2 separate regions of the Homo sapiens genome follow, and region 2 is linked to region 1. The links are chromatin loops, found by intact Hi-C in ENCODE. Cell type or tissue: adrenal gland. All regions are shown on one strand. Each heading gives the region's core, and the rest is flanking DNA. Links, peaks and the distances in the headings are about the cores only. Region 1 has its middle 9.1 kb from the start of MIR1538. Region 2 has its middle 69 kb from the start of CYB5B.

Region 1 (15,634 bases), core at 4,926-12,925:
CACTGAATTGTGTGTAGTAATCAATCCTGTGAACATTTTTCTTTTGTCGGAGGTTCAGAAAGCTTTTCAGAGCCACCCCAAGATGGCAAAGCAGAACAAGAAACTGCCCTCAAATTGCCATCTCTGCTGTATGGTGTCGTGACAAGTCCCAAGGGAAGTCCCTTCATAACTGATAAGAGCCCCACTCATTTGAGAGAGAAAGATTGAAACCTCACATTGCCCAACAGGCCAAGGCCTACTGAAATCCTATAGCTTCTGAATTGGAGTAAACACACCTCTTGGAGACCCCCCATACGCCACCCATTAGTCAGTATACAGGGTAGCAGAGAGGAAATGCGATTCACCACCCGATACTAAGAAAGTTGACTGAATCACTCTGAGCAGATCCCTTTTCCCCAGACCGATGTAATCACTTAACAAACTTAGGGTATAGGAAATCCCCAGTACGGTTCTGACCCTAATTAACTAGTCAAGAACTGGCAAGGCCTCTTCCTTTTTCTGTGAATCCTTCTCTGCCCTTTTGTGACCTTTTTATTCCCCGTTGAGGCTTTGTTGTATATGTTAATCAGATTTCCCCTGATTAGGTAAGAGCAAAGTGAAGAGAGGCCCACCAAAGTGTGGCTTGACCTAAACTGCGAATTCCCTGAGAGGGATTCTGTGGGCTCAGGCCTCACTTACCTCATTAGGTCCTGCATTAAGCACGGATTATATCTAAATAGGTATTTGAAAAATCAGTGTCCACTCCCACCCCCTGCACCTGTCTTCTTACAGAGATATATTCTCTTTTTTGTTTGTTTTTTTAAGATGGAATTTCACTCTTGTTGTCCAGGCTGGAGTGCAGCAGTGCAATCTCGGCTCACTGCAACCTCTGCCTCCCTGGTTCAAGTGATTCTTCTGCTTCAGCCTCCTGAGTAGCTGGGGTTACAGGCGCCCACCACCATGCCCGGCTAATTTTTTGTATTTTTAGTAGAGATGGGGTTTCACCATGTTGGCCAGGCTGGTGTCGAACTCCTGACCTCAGGTGATCCACCCGCCTTGGCCTCCCAAAGTGCTGGGATTACAGGCATGAGCCACGGCACCTGGCCTATATTCTTTTCTTTTCTTTTTTTTCTTTTCTATTCTTTCGGGTTTTTTTGTTTGTTTATTTTTTTGAGACAGGGTCTTGTTCTGTTGCCCAGGCTGGAGTGTAGTGGCAGCTTCATAGCTCAGTGCAGCTGCAGACTGAAACTCCTCCCGGGCTCAAAGTGATCCTTCACCTCAGCCTCCCAAGTAGCTGGGACTACAGGCACATGCCACCACACTCGGCTAATTCATTTTATTATTTATTTTTATTTTTTATTTTTTTGTAGAGACATGGTCTTACTATATTACCCAGGCTAGTCTTGAACTCCTTTTTTGCAGAGACATGATTTTGCTATATTGCCTAGGCTGGTCTTGGACTCCTGGCTTCAAGTGATCCTCCTTCCTCGACCTCCCAAAATGCGGAGATTAGAGGCATGAGCCATTGAGCCTGGCCCAAGACACCTTCTTTGAAAAACTGCTTAGTTGGCTAGTTTTCTTGGCCATACTTTGCAACAGCATAGAGACCTAGATTTTCATTTTGTCTTTCAAATTTCAGTGACGGAAAACACAAATAAATTCATTAGTAAATAGTGTTTGCTCTGCTCTAATCACAAAATAAAATGTGACCTGCATGATATTCAAGGTTATCAGAAATAAGTACCTGATCACTGTGTCATTAGTAAATTATATGCCATTCTTAGTTCCAATGATATTTCCCTCTGTGATCATTTACATCTCAGTTGCATCCCCTTTTCTTTGATGTTTGAAATAGTCTAATGATATATTTTTAAAACTACCCCTTCAACTGTATACCTTTATGAAACTTCCTCTGGCCGGCCGCAGTGGCTCGCACCTGTAATCCCAGCACTTTGGGAGGCTGAGGCAGGCGGATCACTTGAGGTCAGGAGTTCGAGACCAGCCTGGCCAACAAGGTGAAACCCTGTATCTACTAAAAATACAAAAAAAAGAAAAAAAATTAGCTGGGCATGTTGGCACGCACCTGTAGTGTACTTGGGAGGCTGAGGCAGGAGAATTGCTGGAACCCAGGAGGCAGAGGTTGAGTGAGCCAAGATCACACCACTGACTCCAGCCTGGGCAGCAAGGGTGAGACCCTGTCTCAAAAAATATATATATAAATAAAATAAAACTTCCTCTGTACACAACAAAAGGTAAAATTTGGAAATTTCCTCTTATTGAAAATTATAATGGGACCATGGAGCAAAACATACAGCAGATTTAGTAGTTTATAGAATTCCTTTATATTACTTCCCAATCATATATTACCTTCCCTAGTCACTTGATTAAAATTTCACAAGAACCCAGATTCAACTACAAGACTGTAGATTATGCAATAGAATGGCACTTTTTATATTGGTGGTGTGTACTTTAACCCCTCCTGGACTTGTTTAGGCACTTTGTGAATTGTGTAGCTGGATTGACTCTAAATGAAAGAGGTTCAAATATCAGCCACTGAAAAGGAATTAAATAAACTCATACAGAACAGAGTTTATTTAATCTTGCTGTCACAAGATCTACAAATCTTTGTCATTGTAATACAATTAAGGCTGTTAAAATAATTTTAGTCACACATATATTGTAAGGAACCTACTAAACAAACACAAAATCTGAAAGGAAAATTTCCAGAGTAATTCAAGTCAAAGACCAAAAAAAAGTTTAGACCACAATTATTTTTGCCCCACCATGGGAGCACTCCTTAATAATAATGGAGAATTGATAGTGGTGGGATATAGTAGTGACAGCATTTGTGCTGGAATTGTAATCAAATTCCTATTTGAATATGTTTAAGTGTCAATTTCCACCCGTATAACATGTTCTAGCAAATATTTCCTTTTTTTTTTCTCTTTGAGACAGGGTCTCACTCTGTTGCCCAGGCTGCAGTGCTGTGGTGTGAACACAGCTCACTACAGCCTCAACCTCCTAGGCTCAAGTGATCCTCCTGCCTCAGCCTCCTGAGTAGCTGTGACCACAGGTGTGTGCTACCATGCCTGCCTAATTTTTTTTTTTTTTTTTGTAGAGACAGGGTCTCACCATGTTGCCCAGGCTGGTCTCAAACTCCTAGATTCAAGCAGTCCTCCCTCCTCGGCCTCCCAAAATGTTGGAATTACAAGTATGAGCCACGGTGCCTAGCCTCACAAATATTTGTGAAGGCAAAATTAGTTTATATGCTATTTAGCATCAGGTTTCAAACATTCTCACCCCTGGCATCTTCTAAAGTGCCCAAATCTTAGCATCAGACATCCAATTCACTTTGTTCACTTTGATGGCATACTTCTTTAGTTTATGAGTTGGTCTCAGAGTTTGCATCTAAAGTCTTATAGAGACCAATTAAGTCTCTCAAGATCTAGAGTAATTGCAAGTCCTGAGAAACAGCACAATCATTTTGAATCTGAAGGACTCAGTGAGCAGGGAGAAAGGAGGTAAATACCAGAGCTTTTTTTTTTTTTTTTTTTTTTTTTTTTTTTTTTTTTTTTTTTAAGTAGAGACAGAGTTTTGCCATGTTAGTGGCCAGGCTGGTCTCAAACTCCTGACATCAAGTGATCCGCCCTCCTCAGCCTCCCAAAGTGCTGGGATTACAGGTGTGAACCAGCCAGTGCCAGAGCAGTATGAAGGATAAATTAAGGAGGAGAAATTTTAATGGGAAAATAGAAATAGTTGATCCCATTTAACCCAAGAAAGGAAGGAAGATAATGTCTCCAGATCATCACTAGGCAGGTTACACATGAAAACTGCAAGCAAGTCCTTATTCACACTGGCCTACCACCATTGTGTAGACCACCACATTGCATTTGCTACAATGCTCTTTCCTCCATGTAATCATGGTATCTATTATGTATAGTAACCCCACCTCAGCTGTGATATTAGTTTGACCAAGAGTATGAATTAGTAAAGATTGTACAATTTCTCATTACCCTCTCTCTTAATTCAGGGAGTTTTAACTCTGAGGTCCATGGGTTTGCTTCAAGGCATCTGTAATCTTCCTAAACTTATATGGAAATTTTGACAAACATCTAGTTTCTTGGGACAAAGGTTAAAATTTTGGACTTCTTAAGCTTTCTGAAAGAAAGACTCATCACCCAAAAAAGATGAAAAAACTATTCCTCTATATGTAGCAGAATCATTCTTCTCTTGTTCCACAGTGGGTGCCGGGAGTTGTGCTAGGTATAAGATATACAAACATTTTACACGGCCAGGGGCTGTGGCTCATGCCTGTAATCCCAGCACTTTGAGAGGCCAAGGTTGGTGGATCACTTGAGGCCAGGAATTCGAGACCAGCCTGGCTAACATGGCAAAACCCCGTCTCTACTAAAAATACAAAAAAAAAAATTAGCCGGGCGTGGTGGTGCGCACCTGTCCCAGCTACTTGGGAGGTTGAGGCATGAAAATCGCTTGAACTGGGGAGGTGGAGGTTGCAGTGAGCCAAGATGGAGCCACTGCACTCCAGCCTGGGCGACAGAGGGAGACTCTGTCTCAAATAAATTTTAAAAAGGATATAAAGATGTTTAAAAGATGAATATAAGAAGTACACTTAGCATTGTGATAGGTGCTATGCTAGAATTCTGTACAGATATCTAGAAATAAATGATCAGCTTGCTTTCTTAGTGACCTGCGAGCAGGGAAGGCGAAGGAACGTCATCTCACACACCACACTCTTTTCTCCTCCCGCTACCACAGCTGGTATCTCTTCACTTCAACCGCAGTTTCTTACAGGGGTCAAAAGAGGCTAGACAGCCCGGGCACGGTGGTTCATGCCTGTAATCCCAGCAATTTGAGAGGCCGAGGCAGGCAGATCACGAGGTCAGGAGTTTGAGACCAGCCTGGCCAACATGGTAAAACCCTGTCTCTACTAAAAATACAAAAATTAGCCGGTTGTGATGGTGGGCACCTGTAATCCCAGCTACTCGGGAGGCTGACGCAGGAGAATTGCTTGAACCCGGGAGGCAGAGGGAGAGGCTGCAGTGAGCCGAGATTGCACCACTGCACTATAGCCAGGGCAACAGAGCAATAATCCATCTCAAAAAAAAAAAAAAAAAGAAAAAAAAGGCTAAACAGTTGCAGGAAAAAGTCCTGACATACAAATGTTTACAGTGTGATGCATCACAGGTATTACTTGTTGATGCAAAGAGTCCATGAAATACCTGGGCTTCACTGGACTTTGTCAGTGGATGGTCAAAGAAACATTGAGTGTCTTTTTTTCAGCTTTGTGGAGGATTATGGTTCAACACTTAAGTTAAGGATGCAATGATAAAATAATTGAATTGATCATCCACAACTAAGCACCAGAATTAAAGGGCTGAGCTGAAGTTACTGGATAAACTAGACTGATTTTAGAAATAACATGTTTCACCTGAGAAGCATTTGTTTTAGCTGCATAAGGAAATGTGGACTGCCCCAAACATGGGAAGAGACATACAAGGGATTGATCTGCCTGCAGGTGTTAGAATCTAATTACAAAATATGAACTTACAGAGAATATTTATTTATTCGTTCAGTTTCTCCACCTGCAAAAATCTTACTTTATTTTCAAAGTCCAGCTCAGATATTACTTCCTCTGTGAATTCATCCCAAACCTTTCCAAGCAATATTAATCATTCTCTCTTCTGTGTTCCTATAGCATTTTGTTCAAATTGCTGGCATAGCAATCATCACAGTGAATTAAAGTTTCTTGGTCCCCTCTCTGATATATTGTGAACACACTTGGTCATATAGTATCAGAGAAAGTAAAAATAAATAAAACACAATTCTTGCCTTAAATAGCTTATAATTGATTGCCAGCACACAGCTTTAGCACCCAGACAGAATGAAACAAATGTTACAATAGCCATCTGTTGACATTTTAATAAGAATTTGACATTGGGTGCAGAGATGAACAGAATGGAGGAAGAAGTAAGAAACTTGAAAGGTAAGAAAAGGGCAGAGGTGAAAGATCTTAAACATTATGCCAAGGATTTTGTTCTTTATCCTGAAGGCACTGAGGACCATTGAAGATTTTTTAAGAAGAAATGACCTGACCAGAGCTAGCATAAACTGGCGGCTGAGAGCCTAGAAAGAGAAACCAGCCAGGAGCCAATGAGGCCTGAAAGAGTAGAGCAGGAAACAAAATGTAAAGAAGGAATCGTATTTGTAAAACATAGAAGTAGAATCAGAAGAACTCAGTACTGCTCAAATGTTGAGAGTATGGAAGAGAGAAAAGTCTGAAAAAGGAGATGATGAGTCAAAGGTTTGAAACTTCTACCAACAGGTTCTTCATCGTTGGAGTCTGATATCGTTTGAATGTTTGTTCCCTCCAAATCTTAGGTTGAAATATAATCCTCAGACCAGGCATGGCGGCTCACACCTGTAATCCCAGCACTTTGGGAGACCGAGGCAGGAGGATTGCTTGAAGCCAAAAGAGTTCAAGACCAGCCTGGGCAACATAGCAAGACCCACCTCTATTAAAAAAAAAAATTAAAATATTAGCCAGGTGCGGTGGCCTGTGCCTGTAGTCTCAGCTTCTTGGGAGGCTGAGGAGGGAGAATCACTTAAGCCCAGGAGTTCAAGGCTGCAGTTGAGGTATGATCCCACCACTGCACTCCAGCCTGGGCAACAGAGTGAGACACTTGTCTCAAAAAAGTAAGAGAAATTGAATCTCCAAAGTTGGAAGTGAGGCCTGGTGGGAGGTGTTTGGGTCATGGGGGTGGATCCCTCATGAACGGCTAGGCTCCTTCTTCCTGGTAATGAGTGAGTCCTCGCTCTGAATTCATGCAAGCTCTGGTTGTTTAAAGAGCCTGGCACCTCCTCCTTCTCTCTCTTGCTCCCTCTTGCTATGTGACATGCCTGCTCCCACTTTACCTTCCTCCATGAGTAAAAGCTCCCTGAGGCCTCACCAGAAGCCGAGCAGATGCTAGCACCATGCTACTTGTACATCCTGCAGAATCGGAGCCAATTAAACCTCTTTTTCTTTATAAATCACTCGGTTTCAGATACTTCTTTATAGCAATGCAAAACTAGCAGAGTCCAATAGCTTAATCCACCAAAAGAAAATTTAACAGAGAAGCAAACACCACCAAATATAAATCACTTGAGAGACTTTATACTTTGTTTTTTTTGTTTGTTTTTTTGGTTTTTTGAGATGGAGTCTTGCTCTGTCGCCCAGGCTGGAGTGCAATGGCCCGATCTCGGTACACTGCAACCTCTATCTCCTGGGTTCAAGCTATTCTCCTGCCGCAGCCTCCTGAATAGCTGGATTACAGGCACCCGCCACCACGACCAGCTAATTTTTGTATTTTTAGTAGAGACAGGGTTTCGCCACTTTGGTCAGGCTGGTCTCAAACTCTGACCTCAGGTGATCCACCCGCCTTGGCCTCCCAAAGTGCTGGGATTACAGGCGTGAGCCACAGTGCCCAGCAAGACTTTATAATTTGTTACCTGGAACAGCAAAGACTCTACTCAGAAATGATCCTAGACTTACACTTTGCCAGTAGGAAATTTAAGTGAACATAACTTGCTGAAAGTCAGAGAAAGAGTAAACTGGTAAGAAACAAAAAGAAACAAATCTGCATGACCATGCATTCCCAGTTTTCGCTCCAAACATACTTGAGCACTAATATTTAAGCCTTTATATGCTCACTTTTATAACGAAGTGTGGAAGAAGTTCAAGAATCCTACAGGCCAACAATTCTGAGGAAAGAGAAAACAAGCTTGTAGAAAAAAAATAAAGCAGCCATATGGCTAATGTCTATAAAGAGGATCAATTTGCAAACCTTCCATTCATGGAAGACTTGGGTAATAATGGACCTAAAGGTTATTCTGTAAGGCCTGGACTAGGCACCAAAATATTTAAAAACTAGATACAGTACAGGCTGAGGGTAATCTGAACTCAGCTCTGACAGCCTGACCTGATCAGGAGGAATCAGTAGATCATCTGTGCTTCTGAGCTATTAAGCGAATACTTTTTTTGAGTGCAAACAGAATTTGAAAAAAAAAAAGAGAAATTCAGAAAGAAACGTTCAATAAGAGAAAAAGCCTGTAAAGAGTTGTGCCAGCAGGCTTTCCTCCAGAGCAAAGGAGAAGATGTAATCTGTGTTAGTACTCATGAGCAGGTCCACCGTAAACCTCAGATCAGACTTGGTCTTCACTGTTGGGGGCCATCTTAAGGTATGGTGCCCAGTGATTTCTAATTTATTCTAAATAGACTTGGTATTTTCTCCATGGTACTCACATACCTTAGTGGTGATAAGCTTCCAGAGGAACATGTGATCATCCATGTGATTGAAGGAAATATCTGATATTTCTCATGGATGCTACACATACCTATTTAGGATACATTTTTCAGAGGCTATTTGACAAAGTAGAAAGTGAACTGACTTGGGGCCAGGCACGGTGGTTCACACCTGTTATCCCAGTGCTTTGGGAGGCCAAGGCGAGAGGATCCCTTGAGCCCAGAAGTTTGAGACCAGACTGGGCAACATAGCAAGACCCTGTCACTTAAAAAAAAAAAAAAAAAGGAAAAGTTAGCCAGGTGTGGTGGTGCACACCTATAGTCCCAGCTACTCAGGAAGTTGAGGTGGGAGAACCCCTTGAGCCCAGGGGTTCAAGGCTGCAGTGAGCTATGATTGCACCACTGCACACTCCAGCCTGGGCAACACAGTGAGACTGTGTTTCTAAATAAATAACTAATAAAATGAAATTTAAAAAGAAAGTGAACTGACTTAGAGTGCAGAGTCCTAAATTCTAGTTGGTTTTGGCCCCTACTGTGCACAGGAAGTGAGGCTTCTCCTGAGTAGTGTGACTTTCCTCCAGAGAGGAGTTTTCACTTTCTGCAGGACTTCGTGCTGGGTGAGGTAAGGCTGGAGCTGCTGGCACCACCTAGCCACAAAGAGGAAAGAGCCAGAGGCAGACTAATTATGAGGAAGAAGAGCCAAGAGATGGGGAGAGAGAAAAACCAGAACCTGAAAGAAAACAAAACTGGAGTCTCTGGAGGAAGACATGCCTGACTTCAATTATCTGAATTAATAAATTCCTTTTTTCTTTTTTTTTTTTCTTTGCTTAAGAGGTTGTTTGTATTGGGTCTTCTGTCAGTTTAAAGTAACCCAGAAGGCACAACATAACCTGCCCAGCTTTATGGGACTTTCTTGGGCCTCCGTCCCCTCTCTGTGAAATAAGTGGGTTAGGTTATTTATCAGGGAAGGATTGTGTTTGGCTGCTAGTAACAAACACCAGTGGTGTAGAGGTTTTATTTTTCTCATGCAAGAAGTCTGGAGTTAGGCAATTGATATGGTTTGGCTGTATCCCCACCCAAATCTCATCTTGAATTGTAGCTCCCATAATTCCCACGTGTTGTGGGAGGGACCCGGTGGGAGATAATTGAATCATGGAGGTGATTTCCCCCATTCTGTTCTCCTAGAAGTGAATAAGTCTCACAAGATCTGATGGTTTTATAAGAGGAGACCCCTTTCGCTTGGTTGTCATTCTCACTTGTCTGCCACCATGTAAGACGTGCCTTTCGCCTTCCTCCCCAGCCATGTAGAAGTATGAGTCCATTAAACCTCTTTTTCTTTATAAATTACCCAGTCTCAGGTATGTCTTTATCAGCAGCATGAAAACGGACTAATACAGCAGTCTAGGGCTAGTCTCACAGCCCCACAATGCCATTAGGCACATAGGCATCCCTGTTAGCCAGCTTGAGAGGTGGCATTTGTTCTCATACTCAGAAGATGGCTGTCCCCTCTAGGCATCATGTCTGCATGCTAGGCAGGAGGAGGAAGGAAGAAGAAAGGGGCCAACCCACACAGTGGCTTTGACTTGCATCTCATTGGCCAGAACTGTGTCACATGGTCACTATCTGAAAGGGAGACTGGGAAATGTGTAAGTTGGGTACACTGTAAATGTGTTGTAAAAGTTGTAAATGTATAGATGGGTACATCGATACTCTGAACAAAATTGAGGGTCAGTTTGCAAGGAAGTGGGGGGAGAATAGATGTTGGGTAGACGATGACAGTATCTGCCACCGAATACATAATACCAAAAGTAACCTCTCTCTCAGAAACTCTGTAATTCTAGTCTTCTTTCCATTTTATTTTACTTAATCATTTCCTAATGGAAAAGAGCTAAGTATTTTATGGAAAGCACATTTTTAAAATCCAAATATTGGAGAAGTAGAGGTATGTCTCATATATTAAAAGACAATACATTTGTGTGAGATATCAGATTACAGTCAAAATTGCTTCACGTTTATTATATTTTTCCTGAAACGTTCTTAAACTTTTAAATTCCAAACTTGAGGAAACTTATTCTCACTAATCGCAGCTATTCAGATATCTTCTTTTGTTGAACTAAGTTACCTGAATTTTCCTTCTAATTTTCCAGTCCTGGCCAGGTGCAGTGGCTTACGCCTGTAGTCCTAACACTTTGGGATGCCAAGGCAGGCGGATCACTTGAGGTCAGGAGCTGGAGACCAGCCTGGCTAACATGGTGAAAACCCGTCTCTACTAAAAAAATACAAAAATTAGCTCGGTGTGGTGGCACACACCTGTAATCCCAGCTACTCGGGAGGCTGAGGCAGGAGAATCGCTTGAGCCTGGGAGGCAGAGGTTGCAGTGAGCCAAGATTGCGCCACTGTACTCCAGCCTGGGGAACAGAGCAAGACTCTGTCTCAATAAATAAATAAATAAAATAAGTGAACTAAGTTACCTGGGTTTTCCTTCTAATTTTCCAGTCCTTCTCAAATGATTTCATACCCTTGTGTTTCATCTCTCCAACTAAATTGTAAACTTGTCTAGAGCAGGACCCAACACTTAGCACAATGCTGGATTCGTAGTGAGCAATCGATAATGTTTCAGCAATGAACGAATGAATGAATAATTGAAATCTGAGTTTCTATGTCTTTTCTCTCCCCAGAACTCTGCCTTCCATGCATGCTTGTGAACTCACTGCCTCTAAGAGTCATTACCAAGGCAATTTGTATCCTAGGCAGCCAGCTTCAGAAAGCCTTTTATTTTCTGCCCTCAAATCCTCTCCACCATTATACATTCAGCTGGCCCCACAAGTGTGCCCTGACCACTTCCCTTTGCCTAATTGTATCACCTAGTCCCCTTCCCATTTTAACAGATTAAAGGTCTTACCTTCAGGAAATTCTCCTTATGTCTAAATTAAATTCGGTACACAGCTATTTCCTCTTCCTTTGCTCTCTAAGTTGACAGAACACAGCAGGTAATATGTTTATCAATGCTTTAGAAAGGCCCGAGTGGTTTTTTCTAATAAAAAATAAGGTGTGTGGGGGGTTATACTTCACAAACAATAGGTGTTAATTGTAAAAACAAAAAATAATCACTGAAAATATAAATAAGTAAGTAATAATGATTCAAAAACTCATAAACTATCACATAGAGAAGATCATTTAGTATATATCTTTCAGGAATTTTTCATGTATATTTTGCATTACATGTTATAAAAATTGGCTATGCTATGTATACTGTTATCCTGCTTTCCTGATTTAACTGTGAACATCAGTCCACATCAGTCCATATTCTTAATAATGTGTGATGGCAGAAGACTATTCCATTACAGGAAATACCTTATTTAGCTAATCTCCTACTTTTGGCATTTAGTTTATTTTCTTTTTCAGAAACCTTTGTAGGCTGGGCGTGGTGGTTCACACCTGTAATCCCAGCAATTTGGGAGGCCAAGGTGGGTGGATCACTTGAGGTCAGGAGTTTAAGACCAGCCTGGCCAACATGATGAAACCCCATCTCTACTAAAAATACAAGAATCACCCAGGCATGGTGGCGCACGCCTGTAATCCCAGCTACTCAGGAGGCTGAGGCAGGAGAATCACTTGAACCTGGGAGGCAGAGTTGGCAGTGAGCTGAGATCACACCACTGCACTCCAGCCTGGGCGACAGTGTGAGACTCTGTCTCACAAAAAAGGAAAAAAGAAGAAGAAGAAACCTTTGTAAATACCACTGAAATGAACATCCTTGTAGCTAAACCTATGCTTGTGGCCTTTCTTAATTATTCCCTTTAGATACGCTCCTAAGATTTATTTTGATGACCAATAAGGAGGAGCAATACACATTTCATGTGAAATGGGAGAGAGTGAAGCAAACCCACAGTAGTACTTTACCATTATTTTGGGACCTAAAATGTATTTGGCTTGCAGGCTCCAGGGCTTACTCAGCATAACCTAATGCAATGGTTTTAAAATTTATTATTGTGGCACCACACCTGGAAATCTGAGCTTTCTGCAGAACACTGAAGAAATTTGCATATGGAAACTTAAACATCTTAAAACATATAACATCATACTAAACCAGATACCATCCTATTGCAGCATCTAGTATAGACAAGCATGAGGTATCCATTTAAGAAAAACACGTTAGAGAAAAATTTACAATTAACCCATTTATGCCTGAGGTTTCTATTTTTTGAATTTTTGCAATCAGACCTTAGCGATGATCTTGAGCAGTAGGTAAATAACTCCCATATGCTTAGCGTTCCAATAATGGAACACTAGGCATAAATGGGCCTAAAGTATGGCCAGGCACGGTGGCTGAGGTCTATAATTCCAGCATTTTGAGAGGCCAAGGCAGGAGGATTATTTATGTCCAGGAGTTTGAGACTAGCCTGGGCAACATCGTGGGACCCCCATCACTACAAAAATAATAATAAAAAAAATTAGCTGGGCATGGTGGTGTGCACTTGTAGTCCCAGCTACACGGGAGGTTGAGGTGGGAGGATCACTTAAACCTGGGAGTTCAAGGCTATAGTAAGCTGTGATCACACCACTGCACTCCAGCCTGGGCAGCAGAGCAAAACCACATCTCTAAAGAAAAAAAAGAAAAAAAAAAGAAAAAAAGAAAGTATGGCCCATTAATTAATTATTTTTTTACTCTAAACTAGAAAAAGGCTGGTACAATCTGACATGGTGGAGCTCAAAAACCACTAGTGCAGGTGGTAAAAAGCAGAATATTTCATTTTTAGTCTCTATTCTGACACTTTTTTTTTTTTTTGAGACAGAGTTTCACTCTTGTTGCCCAGGCTGGAGTGCAATGGCATGATCTCGGCTTACTGCAACCTCCACCTCCCAGGTTCAAGCAATTCTTCTGCCTCAGCCTCCGAGTAGCTGGGATTACAGGCATGCGCCACCATGCCTAGCTAATTTTGTATTTTTAGTAGAGACAGGGTTTCTCCATGGTGGTCAGTCTGGTCTCGAACTCCCAACCTCAGGTGATCCGCCCAACTCGGCCTCCCAAAGTGCTGGGATTACAGGTGTGAGCCACCACACCCGGCCTCTGCCACTTATTTAATACATAAATCTCCTAATCACTCCGAAACCTCAGCCTTCCCTTGTGCAAAAGGATTTAATAACAATATCTGTGTCATAGGGGAAAAAATGAGCTGAAGTGTGAGAAAATGCTTTGTAAAGTGTAACACTGTGACACAAATGTTAACAGTAGTTCTTATTGTAGTTGATGAAGTATTGAAAACTTTAGGCTTGATTGACAGTAATCCTAGCACTTTGGGAGGATGAGGCAGGCTGACCCCACCTAGGAGTTCGAGACTAGCCTGGGCAACACGGCAAAACCCCATCTCTAGAAAAAATATAAAAATTAGCCTGGTGTGGTGGCAGGCACCTATATTCCTAGCTACTCAGGAGGCTGAGGTGGGAGAGTCACCTGAGCCCAGGAGATCGAGGCTGTGGTAAGCCATGATTGTGCCACTGTGCTCCAACCTGGGTGACAGAGTGATACCCTGTCTCCAAAAAGAAGGAAAGAAAGAAAAATTTAGGCTTTATTGGAACTGAGTTTCTAACAAAGATCTGACAGCATAAATAAAATCCTAAATATAAGAATGTAATGATTTGGCTGGGCGCCATGGCTCATGTGTGTAATCCCAGCACTTTGGGAGGCTGAGGCAGGCAGGTCACTTGAGGTCAGGAGTTCAAGACCAGCCTGGCCAACATGGTGAAACCCCTGTCTCTACTAAAAATACAAAAATTATCAGGGCATGGTGCCGGGCGCCTGCATCACAGCTACTCTGGAGGCTGAGGCAGGAGAATTGCTTGAACCTAGGAGGCGGAGGTTTCAGTGAGCCAAGATAGCGCCGCTGAACCCCAGCCTAGGCAACAGAGAGGCTCCGTCAAAAAAAAAAAAAAACTGGTTGGGGGAGGGTTATATGAACAGGGACTAAAAGGTAGCAGGCAAAAATAAAAGTTGTTTTTGTTTTGTTTTGTTTTTCTAAGACAGAGTCTCTCTGTCACCCAGGCTGGAGTGCAATGGCATGGTCTCAGCTCACTGCTACCTCCACCTTCGGTCGGGTTCAAGTGATTCTCCTGCCTCAGCCTCCCGAGTAGCTGGGATTACAGGCATGCACCACCACGCCCAGCTAATTTTTTTTTTGTATTTTTAGTAGAGACAGGGTTTCACCATGTTAGCCAGGCTGGTCTTGAACTCCTAACCTCAGGTGATACACCGCCTCAGCCTCCCAAAGTTCTGGGATTACACCGTGGTGTGAGCCACGGTGCCTGGCCAAAAGTATTTTTATATTTATTTATTTATTTATTTATTTATTTGAGACAGAGTTTCACTCTTGTCTCCCAGGCTGGAGTGCAGTGGTGCAATCTGGGTTCACTGCAACCTCCGCCTCCCAGGTTCAAGTGATTCTCCTGTCTCAGCCTCCCAAGTAGCTGGGATTACAGGCGCCCACCACCATGCCCGGCTAATTTTTGTATGTTTAGTAGAGATGGGGTTTCACCATGTTGGCCAAGCTGGTCTCAAGCTCCTGACGTCAGGTGATCCTCCCACCTCAGCCTCCCAAAGTGCTGGGATTACAGGCGTGAGCCACCGTGCCCAGCCAGAAGTATTTTCATATTTGTAAGACTTATGAATTGTTTTATTTTAGAATTTCCATTATTACTCATAATACATCATTTTAAATAAAAATTTAAATGTATAAAGAACAAATAGTTTCTCCTCTTTGTCTTATTTTTTCCTTCTGTTTCTTTAAAGTTTGAAATTACATGCGCAAATCAATTTAAAGAAATTGATCCCAGCTTGAGAGTACTTCGAATTCTGTGTCCTTTAATCAGCTTATTCCTGCTCAACTTCCAAAAATATTTGTAATTAGACAGGAAACATATTCTAATCTATGTTCTAGAATTAAGCGTTCTATCTTGGTTAGAAACAAACATCAGATAAATAAATGTTATAGGGGCCAGGCACAATGGTTTATGCCTGTAATCCCAGCACCTTAGGGCACCTATGTGGGAGGACCCCTTGAGACCAGCCTGAGCAACATAGCAAGATCCCATCTCTACAAAAAAAATTTCAAAATTTAGCTAGGCATAGTGGCATGCACCTGTAGTCCTAGTTACTTGGAAGAGTGATGCAGAAGGATCACTTGAGCCCAGGAGTTCGAGGATGCAGTGAGCTATGATCATGCCACTGCGCTCCAGCCTGGGTGACAGGGCAAGACCCTGACTCAGAAACAGAAAAAAATACAGAAGACAAAGATGTTTTCCTCTCAGTGCTACTATTATATATTGTCCTGGAGGTTCTAGTCAATGCAATAGAAA
Region 2 (15,634 bases), core at 2,482-10,481, 61 kb after region 1:
TATATTTTGGTCATATAATAAAACAGATTTGTTCTTAGGAAATACACACTCAAAGATTAGTGTATAAATGTGTCCACAACTTAACCTTCAAGTTGTTCAGGAAAAAAAGTATACAAACACACACACACACACACACACACACACACACACACACACGTTTATGGAGAAAGGAAGAGAAAGAGATAATCCCAGCACTTTGGGAGGCCGAGGTGGGTGCATCACTTGAGGCCAGGAGTTCAAGACCAGCCTGGCCAACATAGTGAAACCCCGTCTCTACTAAAAATACAAAAATTAGCTGGGCATGGTGGCACATGCCTGTAATCCCAGCTACTCAGGAGGCTGAGGCAGGAGAATCGCTTGAACCTAGTAGGCAGAGGTTGCGGTGGGCCAAGATTGCACCCATACACTCCAGCCTAGGTGACACAGTGAAACTCCATCTCAAAAAAAAAAAAGAGAGAACAAATGCAACAGGACGTTATTAATGCATCTGAGTGAAAGATATGCAAGAACTCCTTATAATATTCTGTTTGTTTCTTTTGTGTAAATTTGAAATTTTTCAAAATAAAAAGTTTTTAAAAAATGAAAGGAGGCCAGGTGCAGTGGCTCACACCTGTAATCCCAGCAATTTGGGAGGCAGAGGCAGAAGGATTGCTTGAGGCCAGGAGTTTGAGACCAGCCTGGGCAATATAGTGAGACTCTCTCTCTATTTAATTTAATTAAATAAAAAATGTTAAAAAATAAAAGGAAACTGCTGAGGCTCTTCTGTCAAAGACAGGACAGGAGAGGCCGTGGTGTCATCATTTGTTCATGGAATGTGGAATGGTAAGTAGAGGTCGAGGTCAGATGGCTACCCGCATGGCCATGCTGCTGCTGTGTCTTGGGAGCTGGAGGTGACAACTGTCTGAGTTGACAGCATCTCCTGGCAGCTGTTAGGAAGCCCAGCACTACCAAAACTTTGCACTGTCCTTGTGACCCTAGGGTCAGCCCCTCAGTCAGTCTCTACATGTTTCACCCCTACCTCTGATCTGGGGACATCTCAGTGGCTCCCCGTGAGGTCTCAGGCTAGGCCGTGTCCGCATCCGCCCTCTTGCTCTTTAAGATTGAGTACATCCTTCTGTGGAGTTGGGCCCTGGGCCAGAAGGCAGAAACCTCTCCCTTTCCCTCCAGATCAGAAGCAACCTGGCCAGAACACCATGGTATAAAACCCCCAAGTTTCCAAGAACATCTCAGAGCTGCGGAATTAACCAAATATCCTTGCGTGAGTTAGAAAACCCCTCCCCAAGATGCCACAGCATCAGAGGTTAAGGCACCCACCCTGATTCCTAGTCCAGCAGATGTGGAAGAGGCGGCCGAGAGCTCCATGAACATAAGAAACAGATCCTCCGGTCAAGGCCCAGAGAACACCCAAGTGCAACACACAGGCCCTTTGGCCTTCAGAATTCACCAAATATGAAGTCTATGAAATAGTTTCAATGCCATCCAAAACTGAGTATCACCATCGCCTGCGGGAGCCAACCCACTGCCTTCCAATTAGCAGTGAGAGGAAGTGGAAAGGGCACCAGGCCCAGGGGCTTCAAAGAAGAGGAGGTCAGGGAGATCCCTGACAAGAGAAGCAATCAGAGAGCCCCCAAGGAGATGAGCACAACGGGAGAAGAAGGCCTTTCTAGTTCCCGTGAAAGTGGTTACTGGACTCTAATGGCCCCAGGCAAGCCCACAGCCCACACAGCCCCCTCCTGGGGACAAAGCCCTTTCTCTTCCAGCTCTCAGGTGTGCAGGGGTCAGATCAGCTGGACACTATTCACAGATGATATTCTCCACCCTCCTGATTCCCAGCAATCAGGCAAATGAATCTCAGGCCCTAGCCCATAGCAAATTCTTTCTTTTTTTTTTGAGACAGAGTTTCGCTCTTGTCGCCCAGGCTGCAGTGCAATGGTGCAATCTTGGCTCACTGCAACCTCTGTCTCTCGGGTTCAAGCGATTCTCCTGGATCAGCCTCCCAAGTAGCTGAGACTAACAGGCACGTGCCACCACACCCAGCTAATTTTTATATTTTTAGTAAAGAGGAGATTTCACCATGTTGGCCAGGCTGGTCTTGAACTCCTGACCTCAGGTGATCCACCTGCCTTGGCCTCCCCATGGCGTGGGATTACAGGCATGAGCACCCAGCCCCATAGCAAATTCTTGATAGCAAACATTTTTTTTTTCTTTTTTTTTAAGACAGAGTCTCTGTCACCCAGGCTGAAATGCAGTGGCACAATCACAGCTCACTTGAGCCTTGACCTCCCAGACTCAAGCCATCCTCCCACCCCAGCCTCCCGAGTAGCTGGAACTACAGACATGCACTACCACACCTGGCTAATTTTTGCATTTTTTTTCTAGATACTAGGTGTTGCTATGTTGCCCAGGCTGGTCTCAAACTCTTGGGCTCAAGTGATCTGCCCGCCTCGGCTTCCCAAAGAACTGGGATTACAGGTGTGAGCCACCACACCTGGCCAACATTTTTTTAGTGCTTACCAAACACTGTCCCATGCGCTTTACAGATAACAACTCATGGAATCCGCCCAATAATCTCCTATGAGCATGGTGCTGTTATTATTCCCATTTGACAGATATGGAAATTGAGGCATGGAGAGGTTAAGTAGCACACCCAAAGTCACTCACCTGATAAAGAAGGAAGACAGGATTTGAACCCAGGCATCTGGCTTGAGTCTAGGCTCCTAACCACTTCCTTATGCTGGGTCTCCTAGCCCGCTCTACCTGCTGCTTCTAAAAACCTATCGATGAAATAAACGCTCATATTTTAGAAATCGTACATAGACAGAGATGGATAAGGGGGGTCTGCACAGCAGATTGACAGACGATGAGAAAAAGGAGTGGGTCTCACTGTTACCTGGTGCACTTAATCTCATTCGTTCCCTCATTCATTCATCCTATGTAGAATTCAGGGGCTACTAGGTGTTAGAATGAGGAGACATCAGAACAGTTGAGTTGGTGAAATGAAACCCGATCACACACATAGTGAAATAATCGGCAGAGGGGAGTGCAGGTCCAGCGTGTGGTGCTGGCGTGAGCAGCAGGGTGGGGTCGGGGAAGGAAGATCTGGCAGGAGGAAGGGAGAGGGCCAAGCTCCCTGGCCACCCCACCCCCACCGCAGATTGGGGGCCCTTCCCCTGTCCTGCTTATCTGACCCACACCCCCATCCTTATGTTAGCATTTCCCACACTGAGTTGAAGTTTCCTATTCACTCCTCTGTTATTAATATCTGTATCTCCAGAGATAGGCATGGATTCAGTGTTTGTTGAGTGACCTTCTGAATGAGAAAGCCTCTGAGGGGAAAAAAAAGAAAAAGCACACGTGTGCAGAGGGAAAATGAGCAGACAGGCTCACCTGAGCAGGGGGTGCCGCAGCAGGTGCTTCTCAAACTCTAACGTGCATAAGAAGCTCATGAGGAGCTTGCAAAGAACTGCAAATCCTGATTCAGGCGATGCGGGGGTGAGGGCCTGACAGTCTTCATTTCCAGTGAGCTTGCTGGGGATGCCAATATTCCCGGTCGCTGGACCCCACTTTGAGTAGCGATACCCTAGATAATCCCGACCCATCTCCACCCACAATAGGGGCTCATTCCACACTAGGAATCCCTCCCTCCCTCTGCCTCATCTTCCGGAAGCCACTCACGCAGCCTCAGCCAGCCACCGCTCCTGTTTTTCCTCCTCCTTCCCAGGACCAGGTTTGAAGACAATTGGCCTCATGCCTGCTGTTCCCACAAAGTGTCTCCACTGCTCCTAACTCCGGGAGGTTTGGTGAGGGGGCTCCTGTGGTCAGGGACATCTCCCAGGACTCAGAATCACAGCTCACTTTAGCTCCAAGAAGTCTTGCAATGAGAAAGCTTTGTTTAGGAGCTGGGGCTGGTGGGAGGAGGAGGGGAAGAGATGGCTGAGGTGGGGAAGAGACTTAGTGGTTCCATTAATCCTCATCAACACCCTCCACCCATGCTACTCAGATATATGTGACACCCCAGGTTTGCTATGCAATGGTGGCTTCCCTGTCATCCAGATGCCACCCTCAGATCTTCCCCATAAGGAAATTCTACAGCCACCACTGGAAACAGGCAAGGTTTGTCTTTATTTTGGGGGAGGTGGAGGAGGGAGGCATCTTTTCCCCAGTCAGTGACGCTCTGTTCATCGTAACTAGTCAGGACCCTGGTCCCCAATCTCCTTTGCGTCTCTTCCTTACAGGATCTGTATTAGTCTGTTCTCACACTGCTGACAAAGCCATACCCAGGACTGGATAATTATAAAGGAAATAAGTTTAATTGACTCACAGTTCCACATGGCTGGGGAGGCCTCACAATCATGGCGGAACATGAAGGAAGAGCAAAGGGGCGTCTTACATGGCAGCAGGCAAAAGAGAGAATGACAACCAAGCGAAAGGGGAAACCCTTTATATAACCATTAGATCTTGTGAGGCTTATTCACCAGAACTGCAAGGGAAAGAACAGCACAAGAAAGACCCACCCCCATGATTCAATTACCTCCCACCAGGTCCCTCCCCATGACAGGTGGGAATTGTGGGAGCTACAATTCGAGATGAGATTCGGGTGGGGACACAGCCAAACCATATCAGATCTGATGTTTTTATTTGCACTGAATTGTAAATGATTGATAAGACAGAATTATGTCACCTCTGAAGCCTCGTTATTCGGGGTTTGCTCCCCTCTCCCAACCCCAGATCTATTTTTCTGCTCTTCTCTGACCCTGGGAAGCTGACCTTTGGGGACCTCCTCACCCTCTGGCTTCCTGTTGGGTTCTGCCAATAGGGAGCTCTGCCAGGAGATCGGAGGTCAAGAGGAGACCACCATTGAGATATTTCCCACCTGCTTCAGCCTGGATCAGGGGGCAGTGGATACATCTCCACAGCCTCCATCCCCCTCAAGGCGGCTCCTCCATAGTGCAGCTCTCCCGGGTGCCCTTGAACTCTTCTGCCCCTGGGTGCTAAGAGCTTCCTGCTGTTGCAAGGCCAGGGATGCCTCACTGTCTCTGCAGATTCCTTTAGTCCCATCCATCTTGCTGTAAATAGTTCTTTTACTAATTTTTATTATTTTTTCTTCCCCCCACCCATTTAAACCCGGTTGAGTTTTTGAGTGTGCCTTCTGTATCCCACTGGAATCTGACCGATATAGGATGTTGCATTTTTATCAGGTACAGGGTCCAGATTTGGCTCAAGCCAAAGAAATGAAGCTCTAATCATAGAATTTGGGGCTAAAGAGAGTCCAGAGAGAGAAGGTATTTTTAAAGGGGAAAGTGTGTGGGTGTTTCTCAGTGCCTCAGAATCCAACTACAGCAAGGGCTGGAAGTGAGTTTCTCACTAATTTTATTCTCTTCAGCCGCCATGTACTGAGACACTGCTGTGTTCCAGACACCGTGCTCGGGATTGTGGGAACCGAAGACGATCAAGACCAGGCCCCGTGTCCCAGAACCTTGCATTTGGGGACACACACGACCAGGGCAGGATGAATGCCCTGGCACGGAATTGAATGTGACAGGCAGCCAAGCAGTGCAAAGCTGGCTGAGATAAGGGCCTAAACACAGTTCAGACAGAACAGTGGCTGAGCAGCAGATGGAGGCTATGTTCCAATGCTGGGGACCTGGGAGGAACTTGGGGCCCAGGAGGAGGTCACACAGGTCCCTGGAGGACTGTGAAGTCGGCCTATCAGCACCCTCAGTGCAAAAACCAGGACAAGCCCCTCTCTGTGACCCCCTCAGGGAAGCCTTCTCAGATACCCAGGCAGGTTTTCGTTGTTGTTGTTGTTCGCGATGGAGTTTCACTCTGTCGCCAGACTGGAGTGCAGTGGTGCGATCTTGGCTCACTGCAACCTCCGACTCCCTGGTTCAAACGATTCTCCTGCCTCAGCCTTCCGAGCAGCTGTGATTACAGGCATGTGCCACCATACCCAACTAATTTTTGTATTTTTAGTAGAGACGGGGTTTCACCATGTTGGCCAGGATGGTCTCGATCTCCTGACCTCGTGATCCGCCCGCCTCAGCCTCCCAAAGTGCTGGGATTATAGGCGTGAGCCACCACGCCTGGCCGGCCAGGCAGTTTTATTTGCTGTTCCCCAACTCTTCCTGCCTGTCTCCTTTCCTTGGACATTTCCCACTGATCAACGGCTTCCCATGCATACACATTATGCTGGGGCTTTGCGGCTTGAGCTCATTCAGTCCTTCCAACCACCTTTGGGGGAGGCCTCATGCATCCCATTTTATAGCTAAGTAAACTGAGGTTCAGGCCCAGCAACTTGTCCAAGATTTTATAGTCACTGAAAGAACCACAGTTTAAATCCAGACTGCCTTACTCCAAAATGCACACTCTCAACTATTCTATTGTTGCTTTTATTTCTAACTTGCAGGAATAGCAGCATCTACTACCAGCCAGGAGTGGTGCTGGGCACTTTGCAGTCAGTCCTCACAGCGCCCCCATGAGGTAGATCCTAGGATTCTCCTCAGTTTCCAGATGAAGAAACTGACCCATCGGGAGGTGACTTCACTCCCTGAAGGGCCCACAACCGGGTGGTGGTGGAGCCAGGGTTTGAACTCAGGAGACTCCCAGTTCATGCCCCCAGCCACTACATTCCTTGAGGGGAAGACCTAAGCTATTCTTTTTAAATAGACCTTCTTTTGTAGGACCTTTTAGATTTACAGAAAAATTATGAAGGTAATACAGAGTTTCCATATAACCCATTTCCAGTTTCTACTATTATTAACATCATCTATTAATAGGATACATTTGTTATAATTAATGTACCAATATTGATATATCATTATTAACTTAAGTCCCTACTTTATTCACATTGCCTTAGTTTACCTAATGCCCTGTTTGTGTTCCAGGTCCCATCAGGATACTATAGGACATTGTGTTGTCACATCTCTTTTATTTATTTATTTATTTATTTTTGAGATGGAGTCTTGCTCTGTCCCCTAGGCTGGAGTGCAGTGGCGCAATCTCAGCTTACTGCAACCTCTGCCTCCCGGGTTCAAGTGATTCTCCCGCCTCAGCCTCCTGAGTAGCTGAGATTACACGTGCCCACCACCACACCTAGCTGATTTTTGTATTTTTAGTAGAGATGGGATTTCGCCATGTTGGCCAGGCTGGTCTCGAACTCCTGCCTCAAGTGATCTGCCCACCTCGGCCTCACATTGTCACACCTCTTTAGGCTCCTCTTGGATGTGACAATTTATCACACTTTCCTTGTTTTCGATGACCTTAACAATGTTTTAAATTGTGGTAAAATATATGTAACATAAAAATTATCTTAACCACTTTTAAGTGCACAGTTCAGTTGTGTTAAGTATATTTACATCGTTGTGAGTCAGATCTCCAGAATTTTTGCATCTTGCAAAATAGAAACTCTATACCCATTAAACAGCAACTTCCCATTACCCCTCCCCTAAACTCCTGGTCACCACCATTCTACTTTATGTTTCTATGCATTTGACTACTTTAGATACCTTGTATAAGTGAAATTATATAATATTTGTCTTTTTGTGACCAGGTTATTTTACCTTACATAACATCTTCAAATTTCATCCATGTCATGGCATGTATCAGAATTTCTTTCCTTTTTAAGGCTGAATAACATTTCACTGAATGGATATATACCACATTTTGTTTATCTGTTCATTTGTGGATGGACACCTGGGTGACATCTACCTTTTGGCCATTGTGAATAGTGCTGCTGTGGACATGGTTGTACCAACATCTCTTTGAGACCCTGATTTCAATTCTTTGGGGTGTATACTCAGAGGTGGGATTGCTGGACCATATTGTATTTCTATTTTTAATTTTTTGAGGAATCATCATACCGTTTTCCATAGTAGCTGCGCCATTTAACGTTCCCACCAACGGTGCACAAGGGTTCCAATTTCTCCACACTCTCATCAACACTTGCAGTTTTCTGGGGTTTTTTGATGGCAGCCATCTTAATGGGTACAACGTGGCATCTTGTGGTTTTGATTTGCATTTTCCCAGTGACTGGGGCGATGAGCATCTTTTCATACATGCGCTTATTGGCCGTTTGCATATCTTTCTATCTTCATTGGGGGAATGTCTACTCAAGTCCTTTGCCTGTTTTTTAATCAGGTTGTTTAATTTTTGATACTGAGTTGTAGGAGATCCTTACATATTCTAGATATGCACCCCTTATCAGACACAGTCATATGTCACTTAATGATGGGGATATGTTCTGAGAAATGAGTCCTTATGCAATTTTGTCGTTGTGCAAACATCACAGAGTGTACTTACACAAACCTAGATGGCATATATATTTTTATTTACATATATATTATGCAAAACCAGGTATCCCAGCACCAGTACTGAATATCAGTCCTTTCCCTTACTGGACCTGCAATGCCAATATCAAGTACCATATATCAGGTTTCTTTTCTTTTTTTTTTTGAGATGGAGTTTTGCTCTTGTCGCCCAGGCTGGAGTGCAGTCGTGCAATCTCGGCTCACTGCAACCTTCGCCTCCAGGTTCAAGTGATTCTCCTGCCTCAGCCTCCTGAGTATCTGGGATTACAGGTGCCCACCACCACGCCTAATTTTTTTTGTATTTTTAGTAGAGACAGGGTTTCACCATGTTGTCCAGGCTGGTCTCGAACTCCAGGCCTCAGGTGATCCACATGCCTCAACCTCCTAAAGTGTTGGGATTACAGGCGTGAGCCACCACACCCGGCCCATATATCAGATGGTTTCAATTTGTGTTCCATTGTAATGTCACGGGACCACCGTTGTTTATTCTGTCATGAACTGAAACTTTTTTTGTATTGTCATGACTGTATGATTTGCAAATATTTTCTCACATTCCAAAGGTTGCCTTTTCACGTTATTAATTGTGTCCTCTGCTGCACAACCACCTTGACAGGTTTGAGGAGTACTGCTCAGGTACATCGTAGGCCCCTCTTTTTGAATTGGTCTGATTTTTTCTCACTATTAGACTGAGCATAGAGTTTGGGGGAGGAAGACCACAGAGGTCAATTGCCATTTCATCCCTTCATATCAAGGGTACATAAAATCCACATGATCTGTGACCTTAATGTTGACCTTGATGGCCTGGCTGAGGTCGAGTCAGGTTTCCCCTTTAAAGTTACTCTTTCTGCCCGCCCCTACCCTGACCCTTTTCCATAGTATGTTTCTCTTTGGAAGGAAGTTGCAGCTTTGGTGGTTTCTCTAAACCAAATACACCCTTATGCACAGTCCCTTTATTAAACTCTTCTCGAATTACCTGCTGGGACCCTGGCTATGATATAAACAGATAACACATTTCATGAAAGTCTTTTTGTGGACATATACTTTTTCTTGGATAAATATCTTAAATTTTTTTTTTTTTTTTAGAAATAGGCTCTCTCTCTGTCACCAGGCTGGAGTACAGTGGCACAGTCATAGCTTACTGCAGACTCCAACTCCTGGGCTCAAGCAATCCTCCTGCCTCGGCCTTCCAAAGTACTAGGATTATAGGCACGAGCCCTCATACCCAGCCTAAATACCAGTAGATATTCTGCCCAGCCTAAATACTGGTGCTTAGCACCTTGTCCTCACTCAAAACTTTTTTGAGGGAGTGTATATTCAGGGCACTTGAGTCTACGCCCCCAGGAAAAAATATAAAATAATAAAAAACCAAAATGTTTGATGAGACTAACTGAGTCACAGAACTAAGAGCTGTTAGGTCAATAAGCGTTTCATAGACTAGAGTACAGCGATTTCCAAAGTTGAGCATGGGCCAGGGATTGTGGCTCACACCTGTAATCTCAGTGCTTTGGGAGGCCGAGGCAGGAGGATCACTTGAGCCCAAGAGGCTGCAGTGAGTCCTAATTGCACCACTGCACTCCAGCCTGGGCAACAAAGCAAGACCCTGCCTCAAAAAATAAAAATAAAAATAAAATACAAACTTGAGCATGTAAGCCAGTGGTAAATGCTGAAAAAACAGAAAGGACATCTGAGGTAGACAGTGATTAAGAATTTTGCAGAAAGGACAGGCTTTGAAGAAGAGCCAATATGTGGGGACAACCAGTAGTAGGCTTCTTCCTGCAAGAGACGAAGACTTCTGGCCGGGCGCGGTGGCTCACGCCTGTAATCCCAGCACTTTGGGAGCTGGATCACCTGAGGTCAGGAGTTTGAGACCATCCTGACCAATATGGTGAAACCCTGTCTCTCCTAAAAATACAAAAAAGTTAGCCAGGCGTGGTGGCGCATGCCTGTAATCCCAGCTACTTGGAAAGCTGAGACATGAGAACTGCTTGAACCCAGGATGTAGAGATTGCAGTGAGCTGAAATTGTGCCACTGCACTCCAGCCTGGGTAACAGAGTGACACTCCGTCTCAAAAAAAAAAAAAAAAAAAAAGAGAAAGACAGACTTCTCTCCCATGCTGGCTGCGCAGGGAGAGTCCTGGAGGGTGTCCCTGCTGATGCCACAGCTGAGGGCCCTGTGAGCAGGGAGGCCCAACTAGAGCAAAGATTATGATGCCCTGGGTTTGTTGTAGTAAGATTTTTCATGATGTTTTATATCTTGTTGAGGAGCATTAATACCCTTTGTTTTTCCCTCTTGAAATCCACTCCTGAATTGCCACACTGCGAGAGTTTGTCCTGGCCAGAAGACAATCACGCAGTATTTTCTCCTTGGCTCTGAAAGATGTTTGTGTGTTGTCGGAAACTAGGTTTTGGCCTCTCACTAGCCAAGCGTGTCTTTGTCTCTAAAGCTCCTTCCAGCTCTGAAATATTACGACACAACAACTATACTTTTCTTCCTACATGTTTTTTCTTATTACAGAAGTATATGTGTTCACCATAGAAAGTTAGAAAATATAAATAAGGGTGCAGAAGAAAATATAAAATCACTTGTAATTTCACCACCCGACGCTAATTCTTTTTTTTTTTTTTTTTTTTTTTGAGATGGAGTCTCGCTCTGTCGCCAGGCTGGAGTGCAGTGGTGCGATCTTGGCTTACTGCAACCTCCACCTCCTGGGTTCAAGGGATTCTCCTGCCTCAGCCTCCCAAGTAGCTGGGACTACAGGCATGCGCCACCACACCCAGCTAATTTTTGTATTTTCAGTACAGACAGGATTTCACCATGTTAGCCAGGATGGTCTCAATCTCTTGACCTCGTGATCCGCCCGCTTCGGCCTCCCAAAGTGCTGGTATTACAGGCATGAGCCACCGTGTCTGGCCACCCGGTGCTAATTCTTATTAATAGTCACTCAATCATTTAACTGATATTTACTGAGTGCTCACCATGGACTGAGCAGCTTGAAATAGATCTTTCTAGGCTATTTATATTTTAGTGAAAGCATCCTGCTTTGTAACCTTCCTTTCACTTATTTTTTTATTTTTTATTTTTGAGACAGGGCCTTGCTATGTCCCCCAGGCTGGGATGCTATCGTGCAATCATGGGTTACTACAATTTCTGCCTCCCCAGGCTCAAGTGATCCTCCCACTTCGGCCTCCTGAGTAGCTGGGACCACAGGTGCTCGCCACTATGCCTGGATAATTTTTTATATTTTTGTAGCGACAGGGTCTCATCATATTGCCTAGGCTCGTCTTAAACTCCTGAGCTCAAGCGATCCTTCTACCTAGGCCTCCCGAAGTGTTGGGATTACAGGCGTGAGCTGGCTGTAACCTGCCTTTCACTTAATAGACAGTATGAACGCATTCCCACATTGGTAAATATTTTCCTACAACGTTCCAGTTTTTTGTGTTAATAAATACTTTCAGAGCTCAATTTTGAGCAAAGTCATAACCATTTCTTTTTTCCTTTAGAGACAGGGTCTTGCTCTGTCACTCAGGCTGGAGTGCAGTGGTGCAGTCATAGCTCACTGTAGCCTCAAACTCCTGGGCTCAAGCAATCCTCTCACCTCAGCCCCCTGAGTAGCTGGGATTACAGGCACGCACCATCACGCCTGGCTAATTTTTGTGTTTTTTGTAGAGACAGGGTCTGTGTTGACCAGGCTAGTCTCAAACTCCTGGCCTCAAGCTATCCTCCCGCCTTGGCCTCCCAGATCACTGGAGTTAAAGATGTGAGCCATCGTGCCTGGCTGCATTTCCTTAGGATAATTCCTAAATCTCCTAGGTTAATTAGTAATCACACCTGTGAAGCTTTTGGGAGGCAATGCCAAAATGTCGTCTCCAGCTTTCTTTACATCCTTCCACTCATACATACACATAGAAAAGGCCTAAACTGGGCCAAGCGCCATGGCTCAGGCCTGTAATCCCAGCACTTTGGGAGGCCGAGGCAGGCAGATCACGAGGTCAGGAGATCGAGATCATCCTGGCTAACACGGTGAAACCCCATCTCTACTAAAAATACAAAAATTAGCCAGGTGTGGTGGCAGGCACCTGTAATCCCAGCTACTTGGAAGGCTGAGGCAGGAGAATTGCCTGAACCCGGGAGGCGGAGGTTGCAGTGAGCCAAGGTCACGCCATTGCACTCCAGCCTGGGGGACAAGAGCGAGACTTCATCTCAAAAAATAAAATAAAAATAAAAATACCAAGGCAGGGAGATCACCTGAGGTCAGGAGTTCGAAACCAACCTGGCCAACATGGCGAAATCCCATCTCTGCTAAAAATACAAAAATTAGCCGGGGGTGTTGGTGGACGCCTGTAATCCCAGCTCCTCAGGAGGCTGAGACAGGAGAATCTCTTGAACCCAGGAGGTGGAGGTGGCAAAGAGCCAAGATTGCGCCACTGCACTCCAGTCTGGGCAACAAGAGTGAAACTCTGTCTCAAAAAAATAAATAAATAAAAATAAATACATAAACTAAAAATAAAAATAAAAAATTCAGCTCTTCAGTTTCACTAGCCACATTGCAAGTGCTCAATAAACATACGTAGCTAGTAGTTACTACAATTGACAGCACAGAAAACGTTTCCATCACCACAGAAAGTTCTGTCCGACAACACTTGTCCAGAATAATGTTCAGTTGATGTTAATCATCATTAGTTTGAGGTGGAGAGATCTGGAGTGATTTTCTTTATATGGCATTTCTTGACTCCTTTATAATGAGTATTTATCAATAAAAATATATATGTGTGTGTATGTGTATATATATATATGTATATATATGTGTGTGTGTATATATATATATAATATATATATTATGTATATATATATATATAATATATATAATGTTTAAAAGCCCTCCTCACAAAGGTTGTACTTTATACCCACTAGCCACCTGTAGATATGTTTAATTCTTCAGAGCCCTTATGTCTGGCCATAGGGTTTGAATTCTAATTTTCTTCCTAGAGATACAGCACAATAGAGATGTAAGACTCTCTGCCAGGTCCAGTGGCTCACACCTGTAATCTCAACATTTTAGGAGGCCAAGGTGGGAGGACCGCTTGAGGCCAGGAGTTTGAGATCAACCTGGGCAACATAGCGAGACCCCCCTTTCTAAAAAAAGTTTAAAATTAGCTGGGTGTGGTGGCTTGTGACTGTAGTCCCAGCAACTCAGAAGGCTGAGACAGGAGGGTTGCTTGAGCCCAGGAGGTCGAGGCTGCAGCGAGCTATGATCACACCACTGCACGCTAGCCTGGGTAACAGAGAGACCCCCATCTCTAAAAAAAAAAAAAAAGAAAAAGAATCTCTACACAAATTTACTTACATTTACATAAAGAAATTCCAGAAGGATACGTCAGTAATTAGTAAATCAGTTACCTCCGGCAGGGGGAATGAATATCTAGGCAGAAGAAGACAAGAATGGGAGGGAGACTTTGCATGTGAATGTATTGCCTATTTAAAAAGAGATTAAAAATAAAATTTGAAATATATCTTTTGTTTTTTTGGAGATAGAGTCTCGCTCTGTCACCCAGGCTGGAATGCAGTGGCGTGATCCCGGCTTACTGCAACCTCTGCCTCTCCGTTTCAAGCGATTCTCTTGCCTCAGCCTCCCAAGCAGCTGGGAGGACTACAGGCGTGCACAACCACACCCAGCTAATTTTTGTATTTTTAGTAGAGACGGGATTTCACCATGTTGGCCAGGCTGCTCTTGAACTGAACTCCTGGCCTCGTGTGATCCACCCGCCTCAGCTTCCCAAAGTGTTGGGATTACAGGTGTGAGCTGGTGTGCCTGGCCATATCATATATTTTAAATTACATAAATAGCATACAGTTGTTAATTTAATTTTAACAGTTGTTTTTAGCAGTTTTTTTTCTTAATAAAAAAATAAAAATGAAAGGTAGACAGTGACATTCCTTTCCCTAAAGGTTATTATTGACAGGCTTTCGAGAACCCTTCCAGACTTGGTCTGTTAGGAACAATCACACATAATAACTTTATGATGTAAGCAGGATCGTAGATATCTGTGCTGGGCCTTGTGGTTTTTGCCAATAGCACCATCTCTTAGACATTTGACCATGTCTGTGTGCATTTGTTCTTTCTTTAGACATCACCAGAGTCCTGCCTCCGTTCCTGTTGATGAAGGCTGGACAAGGAGGGCCTTTTTCTCTCACACTGCAGGCGGTCCTTGACGCCACCTCCACGTCTCTTTTGAAACCCCTGTGTCAGGCTGTTTCCAGGTGCCGGCAGAGCTGGCGTCAGTGGGTCTAGTCGATCCACCCATGTTGCCAGCCAGGTGTGGGGGCGGGGTTGCCTCCCTGACCTGGCAGGGGCTGTTCCTCCTGGCCCTCCTCCTGCCTCCGGTATCTCCTTGCTTGCACCTTTCCAAGGCGTGGGGGTGACATGAGAAAGGCACGCTGGCAGAGTACTGGGTGTCAGAAGGAGTCACCTACAGGTTCCTCTCTCCTTCTCCAGCAGCCAGTAATAACAAATTATTGTTGTTTTTGTTTTTTCCTTTTTGTGGAGAATGGGGTCTCCCTATGTTGTTCAAGCTAGTTTCACACTCGTGGGCTCAAGCAATCCTCCCTCCCTGGCCTCCTTAAGTGCTAGGATTACAGGCACGAGCCACGGCACCTGGCATAACAGCACTTTTACTTACTCCTCTCCTTTGCCCTCCAAACTCTCTTCCAGCCCCGACCTTGCTGGATGCATTCCTAAACCATCCTTAACTCCCCTGCATTTCTGTGATGGGTTTGCCACATTGACCTTAGAGGTCCACTCCCCACTCCTTCGCTGGGTGCATCATTGCTCATGCCTTCCACAGGCAGGGGAGCAGAGTGAGCAAGGTGCACTTCCAGAGCCTGCATGGGCTGGGGTGGGCAGGGGAGGGAGGCAGGGACACAGGGGCTGAGTCACCTTCAGATGTCTCTCTGATGCTCTTGAAATTCACCACCCAGCACCTGGACCAAATGGAGACCCTCCAGTTCAGAATTTTGTTCAGGAAGGTAGTGGGCCTGTCCCCTCACTGGGAAGCCAAGTAACTGGTTGAGCTTCAACGTTTGTGCTCCTGGGCCCACTGGACCAGAATATAGAAATCATTAGAGACAGAAAGAGATCAGTGATTGTCAGGGGCCAGGGCTGGGGAACTGGGGAATGAGGAGTGACTGTTAATGGGTACGGCACGGAGTTTCTTTTCGAAGTGATGAAAATATCCTGGAATCAGTGGAATTAGATGGTATCTCTGTGAATACACTAAAAACCACTGAATTGTAAACTTTAAAAGGGTGAATTTTATGGAATGTGAATTGT

What was found. Hi-C counts contacts between places; a loop is a spot of excess contacts. Peaks named below come from ENCODE experiments on the same cell type or tissue, not always from the same donor. Only the 100,000 strongest peaks of a DNase experiment are listed, where the experiment ranks them.
Region 2: it touches region 1 in a loop (2.1-fold over the local background); 27 of 110 quality-filtered maps call a loop at or near these places.

The regions. Positions count from the first base shown.
Region 1 is chr16:69,548,929-69,564,562 of GRCh38, reverse strand. No RefSeq gene overlaps it. Among named protein-coding and RNA genes, the nearest start is that of MIR1538, 9.1 kb to the left of the region's middle. RefSeq lists enhancers at 91-230, 1-529. In adrenal gland, for the core only: no CTCF peak of the experiment used is centred there; no DNase peak of the experiment used is centred there.
Region 2 is chr16:69,485,913-69,501,546 of GRCh38, reverse strand. No RefSeq gene overlaps it. Among named protein-coding and RNA genes, the nearest start is that of CYB5B, 69 kb to the right of the region's middle. In adrenal gland, for the core only: no CTCF peak of the experiment used is centred there; a DNase peak (open chromatin) is centred at 5,597; H3K27ac peaks cover 432 bases.